Linked DNA regions of Homo sapiens: region 2 is linked to region 1. A link is an interaction called in ENCODE POLR2A ChIA-PET data of the cell type or tissue named here. Cell type or tissue: PC-9. All regions are shown on one strand.

Evidence for each region. ChIA-PET counts read pairs that join two places held together with the same protein. Peaks named below come from ENCODE experiments on the same cell type or tissue, not always from the same donor. Only the 100,000 strongest peaks of a DNase experiment are listed, where the experiment ranks them.
Region 2: POLR2A ChIA-PET joins it to region 1 with 5 read pairs; 2 of 35 experiments call an interaction of 5 or more read pairs at or near these places.

Annotation. Positions count from the first base shown.
Region 1 is chr1:26,124,230-26,129,229 of GRCh38, reverse strand. It overlaps PDIK1L (PDLIM1 interacting kinase 1 like), which reads right to left. Exons shown (of 3, transcript NM_152835.5): 3 at 3,675-5,000. Among named protein-coding and RNA genes, the nearest start is that of PDIK1L, 15 kb to the right of the region's middle. RefSeq lists a silencer at 278-572. In PC-9, no CTCF peak of the experiment used is centred here; a DNase peak (open chromatin) is centred at 2,559; H3K4me3 peaks cover 886 bases; H3K27ac peaks cover 3,651 bases.
Region 2 is chr1:26,352,350-26,357,349 of GRCh38, reverse strand. CRYBG2 (crystallin beta-gamma domain containing 2) reads left to right here and starts at 3,220. Exons shown (of 20, transcript NM_001039775.4): 1 at 3,220-3,314. In PC-9, no CTCF peak of the experiment used is centred here; a DNase peak (open chromatin) is centred at 3,109; H3K4me3 peaks cover 2,447 bases; H3K27ac peaks cover 4,101 bases.

The sequences.
Region 1 (5,000 bases):
GTCTATAAAACCATACTTTTCTGCTTGGCTTATCGGAATACTCACTGTATTTTATAGAATAAGGTGTTGCCTTTTTCTAGAATCACAAAGAAAAGCCAATATAGATCTTTAAATCAAATTTGCTATAATTTTGTCTGTGTACCTTTCAAGACTTACTTTTAAGCTTGGATAGACAGGTCCAGAATAGCTGTTAGCCTTGGCCTCACTACTGAGACAATACTCTTCTGTGATGCTCTGTATATTGGAAGAAGGTCTTTCTGTTCTGGCTGGTGGAAATATCAATTATTCTTGGTCCTGTGTGAGCTCCAGGATTGTTCTGCCTAATCCTTTCAGGGGATCTTTCCTGCATTCAGGTCTGATAGTTTCTTCATAAGCATGACTGATTAGTACTTAGCTGATACTGTGTGTGTGAATGTGAGTGTGTGAGTGTGTGTGTGTGTGTGAGAGAGAGAGAGAGAGAGAGTGTGTGTGTGAGTGTGTATGTTTTCTTTAAGGCAGGTCTTGCTCTGCCGCCCAGGGTGGAGTGCAGCGTGGTGATTCCAGCTCACTGCAGCCTTGACTTTCCTGGGTTCAGGTGATTCTCCCAACTCAGCCTCCAAGTAGCTGGGACTATAGGCAAACACCATCACACCTGGATAATTTTATTTTATTTTTTGTAGAGACAGGGTTTCACCATGTTGCCTAGGCTGGTCTCCAACTCTTGGGCTCAAGTGATCATTCTGGCTTGGCCTCTTAAAGTACTGGGATTACAGATGTGAGTTACCTGGCCCTGCCTCAGCTGATGTCTTGAAAAAAACTTTCTGCAAAGGTCTGGAACTCTCACCGACAAATAAAAAACAGGACAAAAAAGAAAAGAAAAAAAATAAACAACAAGGTCTGGAATTCTTTGTTACCATCTGTCTCTCTCTCTCTCTCTGATACTCTGCCCCATGAATCCTAGCTGGCTTGTGCTCCCTGAACCCTAAATTCTGTCTCCTCAACTCAGGGAGACTGTTGAACCTTGTTTAGGTACTTATTCCCTGTACAGCAGCCTAAAGATTCCCTCCAAGTTGGGGCAACCACAGGGCTCACCCCATTTGATCCTTTTCTCCCAGGGATTGCTGTCGTGCACTGCTAGTTTCCCAGTGTCTGACATTTGAGTTGTTTATGGCAGGAATAGAACCCTGTTACTCCATAATGGCCAGAAGCAGAAGTCATCAGGATTTTTGCTTGCTTTTGCCCTCCTCAGGTTAAAATTGTAACAAGTAGCCAGAGTTGAGAAACACTGAGTCTACTGTAATTCCAACTTCCAAGTTCTAGCCATTGCTGCCCTGCTCCACGCCGCCCTCACAGCTGTGCTTCTACTGTTGCTTCTCAAATCACGTCAGTAAACGCTCCCTGCCTTCTACCTAAAGCCAGGAGAAATGGCATGTCATTCTAGTATTTGGTACTTATTACTACTTTCCTAATTTCCACGCATGGTAGTCTATGTGAAAGAGACAGTAAACATCCTGAATTACTATCAATCATGTGATCAGCAAGTAGAAGGAGGAAAGAAAACTGGGCTGAGGGGATTTTTATTGAACTATCCTTGTTCTTAAATAGGGCTGCAGGGCAAAGAGACACGCAGGACATCACCATAACCGAATGTATTTCTCTAATAATTGTGGTAAAAATGTAAGCTAAATTAAACAAACCAATCAACGTGCTCCCTATCAGCAGTACAAATTAGCAGTAAAGGCAGCTCAGAGTCATTTCCTAGGAGTCCTCCCGGGTGAACGGGAAGCACTGACATTTCCTGAGCATGCCACGCATTTCTACATGCATTGGCTCCTTTTATCTTCACAGCGCTCTGAGTCAGGTACTGTCTCTGCTTAAACATGTGGGAAACTGAATTTGAGGGGCTAGGGAACTCATGAAAGTCACACAGCTAGTAACAGAAAGGTAAAGAGTCTATTTTCAAAGTCTGTGTCCTTTCCTTCTGCCTGATAATAGCTGTCACCAGTAGCCCCAATGCACATTTTTTAAAAATAAAATTTTTCTTGAAGTATAACATACCTAGAGAAAAATGTAAACATTTTAAGTGCAGCTTGATGAATTTTTTCTTTTTTTAAGATGGAGTTTCGCTCATTGCCCAGGCTGAAGTGCAATGGTGCGGTCTCGGCTCACTGAAGCCTCTGCCTCCTGGGTTCAAGCGATTCTCCTGCCTCAGCCGCCCAAGTAGCTGGGATTACAGGCACCCGCCACCACACCCAGCTAATTTTTGTATTTTTAAAAATAGTGATGGGGTTTCACCATGTTGCCCAGGCTGGTCGCGAACTCCTGACCTCAGGTGATCCACCTACCTCGGCCTCCCAGAGTGCTGGGATTACAGGCATGAGCTACCACACAACATCTGCTACTCCAAAGCCTGGGCTTTTTCTGCTAGACCAGGATGCCTTTGGTAATATCAAGTTGCCCAACTTCTGCTCAGAACAAGCTGAGCTTGAAATACTGGGCTGAACAGGAAATAAAAGAGTAAAGTCAAAGCCCAAGCTTTTTTTTTTTCTCAATTTCCTTCTGTGCAATGAAAAATGATTGCAAAGGTGAAAGTACTGCCTTTAAAAGACGCACTTGGCCTTCAAGAGGTGTGGCAGCCTTGTAGGTTTTCTCAAGTGGGAGTTATTATCTAACCACAAACCAACCGTCTGTCATTACACTGCACTTTACAGGATGTCTATGATTGGTTGGCAAAGAGAGCAACATTTGAATTTAAAGAAAAGACCAAAACAACCAAGTGTCATTACATCAGTGAGAAAGATAAAGCTTCGTTGTCAGAGAAAACTCCAACTGGAGTCAGAGATTAGGCACCAAAACCCTGTCTTAAGGTAAAACCTTTTGTCATCATCTCAGTAACTGGTGTAATTACTGTTAATTTCATCAGGAAATCAGCCCCTATTTTAAGTAAAACTCAGTGAAAAAGATACGTAAAAACCATGTGAAGGTGCTTTGTAAACTGCAAAGGATTACAAAATGCTAGTAAATACAAATATTTAAAGCTTCAATTAAAAACAATCTCTAGAAAGCAAAATTTGCCTGTCTATAAAGGTTATACCAAGGGAAAGCAGAAGAGTAGGAAGCTACAATTCTTTTTTTTTCCCCTATTTTTTTGGTTTGATTTTTGAAGCCACAATTCTTGATGCCTACTTTCACTAGGTCACATGTAGAGTTGTTTTCTGTCTTCCATATTCTCCTCTGCTGTTCCATTGGACCACTAAATAGACTGTATCTTCAGGCAGAAATGATAAACATAAAAAAGTGGGCCCAAATTTTTAATAGAAAATTAAACCATCGTCTCAAGTTATAGATTGAAAAACTGCATCCTCTCATTTATTTAATATATATTATGCTGAGTCTGAGCTGCATCCTCAGCTTAATGAAACAGAAGGATAAATGAATAAAAAATTTCATCTCTGGCAATACGAGTTCTTCTTGTGTGCAAAGCAAATACAGCAAGACAGCACTAAAATTTCAGAGAACTTGAAATGCTGAAACTCCTATAATTCAATCATCTTTTCCTTGGCAATCACTTCTATTTCAGAATCATTTAAAAGGTAAGTCTGAAAAATACATTGTTTCAGATTTTATACCTTCTATTTTATGCTCATGAAGTAAAGTACTACAGAACTACTCACAGAGCCACTAAAGCAGCAATGTAGAATTTTCAGTTTTTTTTTTGTTGAAACTCACTTTATTTAAAAAAAAAAGTCATGAACAATAAATTACAATCATTTTCCCCTTTTATAAATTCTTCATAAAATATATTTGACAATTTTAACAGAAAATTTCAAAAGTTGCTTTCATTTCTTAAGTGCTGATGACTTATTTTTTGACCATTTTGTCATGCTGGTGAATTACTTTGTAGCTGCTACAATAGTTTGATTGATAACAATTTACAATTAAAAACAACAACAACGAAGAGAAAAAACAGACCAGCAGAAAGAACTATTCTGTGTGCTATTTATCTGACACTTAACACTTACTTCATCATAATGACAAAGTATCCCTTAGCACCAAAAAATCTACAGGAACCCCATCTTTCTAAGTGACAACTAGTGCAAAATAACATTCTAGGAACTAACTGTACAACCCCATATTTTCACTGGCCACAGCTGCCTATAAGCTCATTTGAAATATTTGGTCTTTTTTCAATTAAGACAAATTTCAAAAAACACCATAAATCATGGCAAAAGACTCTATGAGGAACAATTGCTTATTGAGTACCTATTATGGGCAAGGCACTGTGTACGAAGTTTTGCTTTCATTTTTCCTCTAGCAAATATCCAGGTATTTCCAAATATCACTAACCATCTTTTCTTACTCCTGGCTGAAAAGGCCTTTGGCTAAATGCCATTTTTTAATTGTCATTTTATCAACAAACCTTTAGTGCTGAGCACACAGTAGGTACTTAATAAATACCTCTGACTGAAAGAACAAAGACAAAGAATTTACTATCATTTTGCTTGGCTATTTTAGAATACAAGGACTTGATAAAATTCCAGAAGAAACTTCCTGATCACCTCATACCCTTACCCCCAATGAAAGAATTTCACTTCACAGGTAAAATCTTTCCAAGTAAATGATAATCATTAACTATTTTACATGAGGCAGGACCAAAAACTATGCGCTTAGGAAACTGTGGCTCCAAGCACATAGATATTTGAAGAGCAAATGATGCATGGGCATACCATCATCTATGAATCTCTGCTGAAGTGCCATGTTATTGACTAGACGTTATCATGATGCTTTTTCTTACTCCCTATAGCTCAACTTCCTTGGACATATCTGTTAAATTAAACTAATCTGGTGATCCAGAGGGTCAATTATCATGAGGTTCCAGTGTGTTTCCACCTCTAATTTCCAAAAGAATTCTTATATTTATTAGCTTAAAAGTGATGTTAAAAGTATATGATTTTTCATTTTAAGAGGCTTTATTTCAATAAAACCTTTTAGTCCAAATTTTAAACTTCCAGATCAAGTAA
Region 2 (5,000 bases), 230 kb before region 1:
CCGCCCCCGCCTGGAAGACACGCCCTCCCCCTTTACCCTGTCTGGCAGAAACCTGCCCTATAGGCCCAGGCGGCACTGCCCCTCCCTCTCTGGACTTGGAGGTGCAAATGAGTCAGGGGTGGGGAGGGCCAGGAGGGGTTGCTCAGGCAATCTGCAGGGCTGGAGTGATGATTCTTGGCCATGCTACACTTGCTCTCCGATCTCACCCGCCCTGGGAATGGGAACCCGGTACCGAGGCAGGGGCCTCTGACCCCTGCTGATTGCTGGGGGTATGGAGTGCGCAGAGGAGGATCCAAGGCACTTTCCTACCTGGCCCCTATTCATGCCGTGGTGTCCAGCCAACCTTTGGAGTGGAGTCTAAGCAAGCCATTTCACCTCTCTGGGCCTCATTTTCTGTATCCGAGAAACAGGGGGCACTAATATCCACCTTCTAGGATTACTGTGAGGCTTAGGGGAGATCATGTAGGTACAATGCCTAGTGCCAAGCCTGGCACACAGGAGGGCCTCAGCAAACGGCCAACTTTTGCATTATCAGGGCACTGTCTTTCTCTGTATTCCAGCCCCATAACAGGCCCAGCCCCCATTTTGCAATCAAGCCCATTCCTGTCTCTTTCTTTGCCTCTGGGGGTGAAGTGGACAGCTGGGAGAGGGAACAGAGAGGAGGCTGCCACATAGACCTTCCCCAAAATGTGTTAGGAGTTCATCCTGCTGGGCTGTGGGCCCTGAGAAAAGGTTGGGGGAGAGGACTTCCGGGTCCAGACTGGGGGTGATGGTGTTGGCACAGGAGGAGGCTACTTCATTCTCTTCCCCGTGTGCTTCCTTCCCAGGCCTCTGGATGGCCGGAGCTGCTCTGACCTAGCCCAGGGTACCACCTGCAATGTCAGCCTCAAGGTAGGAGAAAATCCAAAGGGGAGTGGGGAGGGCAGGAGCTCTGGGAGGGCTGAGCAGGTTGTGAGAACCCGGACCAACAAGTCAGACAACCGGAGCTCCAGTCCTCCCTCTGCCACTGATCCACCATGTGACCCTGGGCAGATCATTCCCCTCCTTGAAACCTCAGTGTTCCCTTCTGCAAAATGGGGACAATAATGCTCCACTCTCAAGGCTGTTGTGGGAGATAAAGTAATGGATATGGGACATCCCGCATGGTTGGGGCCCGGACTTTCAGGAAATGTGACTTCCTAAAGCTGGGATCTTCTGGGGAGGGATGTAGGGGCAGAGGGGCCTCGCTTCTCTCCATTCTCTTCTTTGGCCTGACCGCCTTCCATCTTTGGTCCCTCTTCCCCACTTCCTGGCATGGCCCCTCAGGGGTGAGGCTGGGCTAGTGGCTTAACCTCCTGCCCCAGTTTCCTCATCTGCAGTAAGGACCTGAGCCCTGAATTGAACAGTGAAAAAGTGTTCTTCCCTTGGAGGAGTGAGGGCAGCCTCCTCTGGAGGTGGCTCAAGCAGCCATGTGTCTCTCTTGGGTCTTGAATACCATGAGTAATTGCCAGTGTTTAATTGCCTACTTGTCATGTGTTGGGCCCTCTGCATGGACTATCTTGTACCATCTGTACCACACTCTCAGGAGGCAGGTACTGTTATTATCACACCCATTTTCCACATGAGGAAACTGAAATACAAACGGTACTGCAGCTATTATAGGAAGCAGCAGGGCGGAGATTCAAGCCCAGGTTGCCTCGATCCAAGCCTCCAGGTTCATCACTGTACTCTTGTCTCTTGAGGTGGTCAGCCCCTGGGGAATGAGAGGCTGCATCTGTTTCATAGATGAGTAAATTAAGGCATTTGGCAGCAAGGATCCCTGCTAGGCGGAATTTTGACCTCCTCTGTTGCCAAGGAAACAGCCCATCTTTTAAAACGGGTCGTTTTGGGGGCAGTGTCCATCTGGGTCTGGGGTGCTGAGCCCTCTCCTCTTATCCCCACAGCCAGGCTGGACCCCAGGGGAAGACAGCAGAAGAGGTCAGGTGTTGTCCCATTTCAGGGGAACCCTCTTCTCTGGCTCCCTTATATCCCAGGTACATCCTCCCAGGTGTTCTGTCTCAAGCTGGGAGGGTACAAGAGAGGTGGCCGCAGTCTCTCTGTTAGCTTGGAATGGGCAGAGGCCATGGGCACTTGAGGCAGGCCTTCCCACCCAGCCCTCAGCCCCAGGGCGGGGAAGCACCTCAGGACTGCAAGGAAGCTGAGATCTCCAGCCTTTGGGGGGCATGGCCGGCCAGGCCCTGGGTGCCTTGTCACCTGGGAGGGAGTGCGGCACCTGAGCGTTGGGAGCCCTCGCTGGCTTGCTGTGTGATCTCAGTCATGTCGCCGTCTTCTTTGGGCCCCACTTTCCTCTTACGTAGAATGGGAAGGGGTGAGTTAAATGCTGAAGGGCCTTCCCAGAGCTCTGTCCCTTTGTCCAGCTCTGGTGGCCTTAGCAGCCTCTCCCTAGGGCAGCTTACCTTGGTGTCAGAGCCCTGTTCAGCTTCCTTGTGACAGGGAAGATACCAGGTACCAGGGGTGCCTGGAGGGCAGGGGGAGCTGTCACTATGCCCCTGCCTCTCTCAGTGTCTATCTCTGTTTTCACCCAGGCCCAAGGCCAGAGCTGCTCAGAATGGGACATCCATGTAGGGGACCATGATGATTTCTGGATTTGGAAGCAACAAGGAATCTCGGGGGGTCCTGCTCAGTCCCTGGGGCGCCTACAGAGGCCAGCGGTGGGCAGCGCCTTCGACCTGGCCAGCCATGCCTCCCTGGGGCCTGAGAGCCTGGCCCTGGAAGTGGCCTCAGGAGAGTCTGCTCGTACCAGGCTCCCCCAATACCCAGGGCCTGCTCCTGGACATGGGGAGCAGGGATCCTCAGGCTGCACCTGTCAGCAGTCTCCACCCACAGCTTCAGAGGTCCCTCTGAGGCCTGAGCCACCCAGCAACCTGGAAGACGCACCCCTGCTGCTCCACCCTGCATCCTTCCCCAGGGCAGAGGGGACAAAGGGCAAGCCCGCCACCCCAGGGACTGCCTTGCCAGAGCCTGCCCAGACCCTACACACGCGTCCCTCTTCCAGGAGGACCCGCTACTACATCACTGTCACCCTGCTGGGGCACAGGCAAGCACCAGGGGAGGAGGGTGAAGAACCGGCCCAACCAGCTCCACACCTCTGCGGCCCTGAGGAATCTGAGGGCTGGTGGGAGCCTCCCCAGGGGCCACGCCCCATCACAGGGTGCCGGACGGCCCCGCCTCAGGAACCCCAGCTGAGAGCCCAATCGCATCAGGGGAGCACGGCCCAGCAGCAGGAGCTCCAGGCTGGCTGGACACCTGGGTCCCCACGCAGACTGTGAGTAGAGGTCGGTCTGTGTGTGGAGATGGGAGGGGAGACTGGCCTGGCTGCCCTGTCTTGAGACTTTGCCTATTCCCTGGGCCTCTCCAGCTCTAGGCCCATTCATTCAGGACCCTGAGCCGACTCTGCCTTCCCTCCCTGCTCCAACCCTGCCTTCCTCTCCCTCCCTTTGCCCACAGGCTACCTCCTGGAACCCACTGCTTCTCACCCCCACTGTCCATCTGAGAAAGGGGAAAGTCTGTCAGGGAGAGGATGGGCAGGAAGGGGGGTTGCCTTCTTCACAGCATACACCACTCCCCAGTTCTGTTCAGGAGGCCACAGACTCAGCCTGGGAATTGGCACCCAGCCTAGGTGCTGGGTGTCCTGAGGCGAGTTGCTTAACCTCTCTGGGCCTTGAGTTGTTGAGAGGATTTGGTAGCTGAAAATGAGGAAGGAGGAGGTGGCTACAGGAATATACTTTGAACTCCAGAGACTGGGGGTGCCAAAATAGCAGGGATGCTTATTAATTACGTCTCAGTGACAGCAATAATTACCCCACCTGGCTCTGAGCTGGAAGCCAAAGGAGTGGGTGTCGAGTTTCCCAAGCCTAGTTTTATTTGTGTTGAAATGACTCTCCTAAATCTGCCTGGGGGGCGCAGAGGTGGAAGGATATGTCCCCCAAAGCTCATCAAGGAGGGATGAACATGGAACCTCCCAGGGATGACCCTGAAGAGGAAATGAGCCTGGGGTGGGGTTTTGAAGGGTGCTTAAGGATGATGGGGTGGCTGTCATTTGCAATTTGTTTTCTAAGCATAATTTTATTTAATCTTCCCAACCATCCCATGAGTAGGGACTGATCCCAACCCCTGTCACCTAATTCTAGGAGGCTCTGAAAGTCACTTGCTCAAAGTCAACTAGAAAGTGAAGGGGCTAGAATCTGAACTTAGGTTTCTATAACTCCAGTGCCTGTGCTCTAACCACTGCTCCATCCTGCCTGGAAGAAACCTCTTTGGCCCTGTGCAGAGAGTGGAGGGTTGAGTGAGGTTGCTGTGTGGGCTCCAGGGTTTTCTAGGCTCCTATGGCGGTGGATTGGGCAGCATTGTAGTAGCAGAGGCAGAATCAGGAATGCTGGGGTCCTCCAAGCAGGGGTCAATGTGACTGCTTCCGTGCCAAGGAAGAGGGAGATGTAGGACCCAGGCTGGCTCTGAGACCTGCTTGGATGCCCCAGAAGTCAGGGGCTGGGGGACAAGGGCTGCAGAGAGAGGGAAGGGGGGTGGAGGAGGCTACCTTGGAGAGGGGGACGGGAAAGAGAAGTAGGGTTAGCTGGGGGGAGGTGGTTTCTATCTGCCACTACCTGGGTATTTTGGGCCCAGGTGGATAATGACAGACTCAGGTGGGAGGCTAGGGCTCACTTAGAGTGGGGGGCAGGTGACCTCCAGAAACATCATCCTTCTATGTCCCCTTCCTGGGAGAAGGTTCTCTGGGCCAAGATTGGCAAATATGGGAGTCGAGAAGAAGTGAGACATAGCTGGGACTGCCAGTGGGAATGTGTAAGATACGTGTGCATCCAAGCGTGTGTGTCCACGTTCAGGGGTAGGTGAATTTCAAGGGGAAGAGAGCTTGGGGCTGTGAATTGACTGTGTGTGTATTGTGAATGTGTGCACGTGTGTGTCACTGTGCCTGTGTTTCTGTCTGTATGTGATTTGTGTGTCTG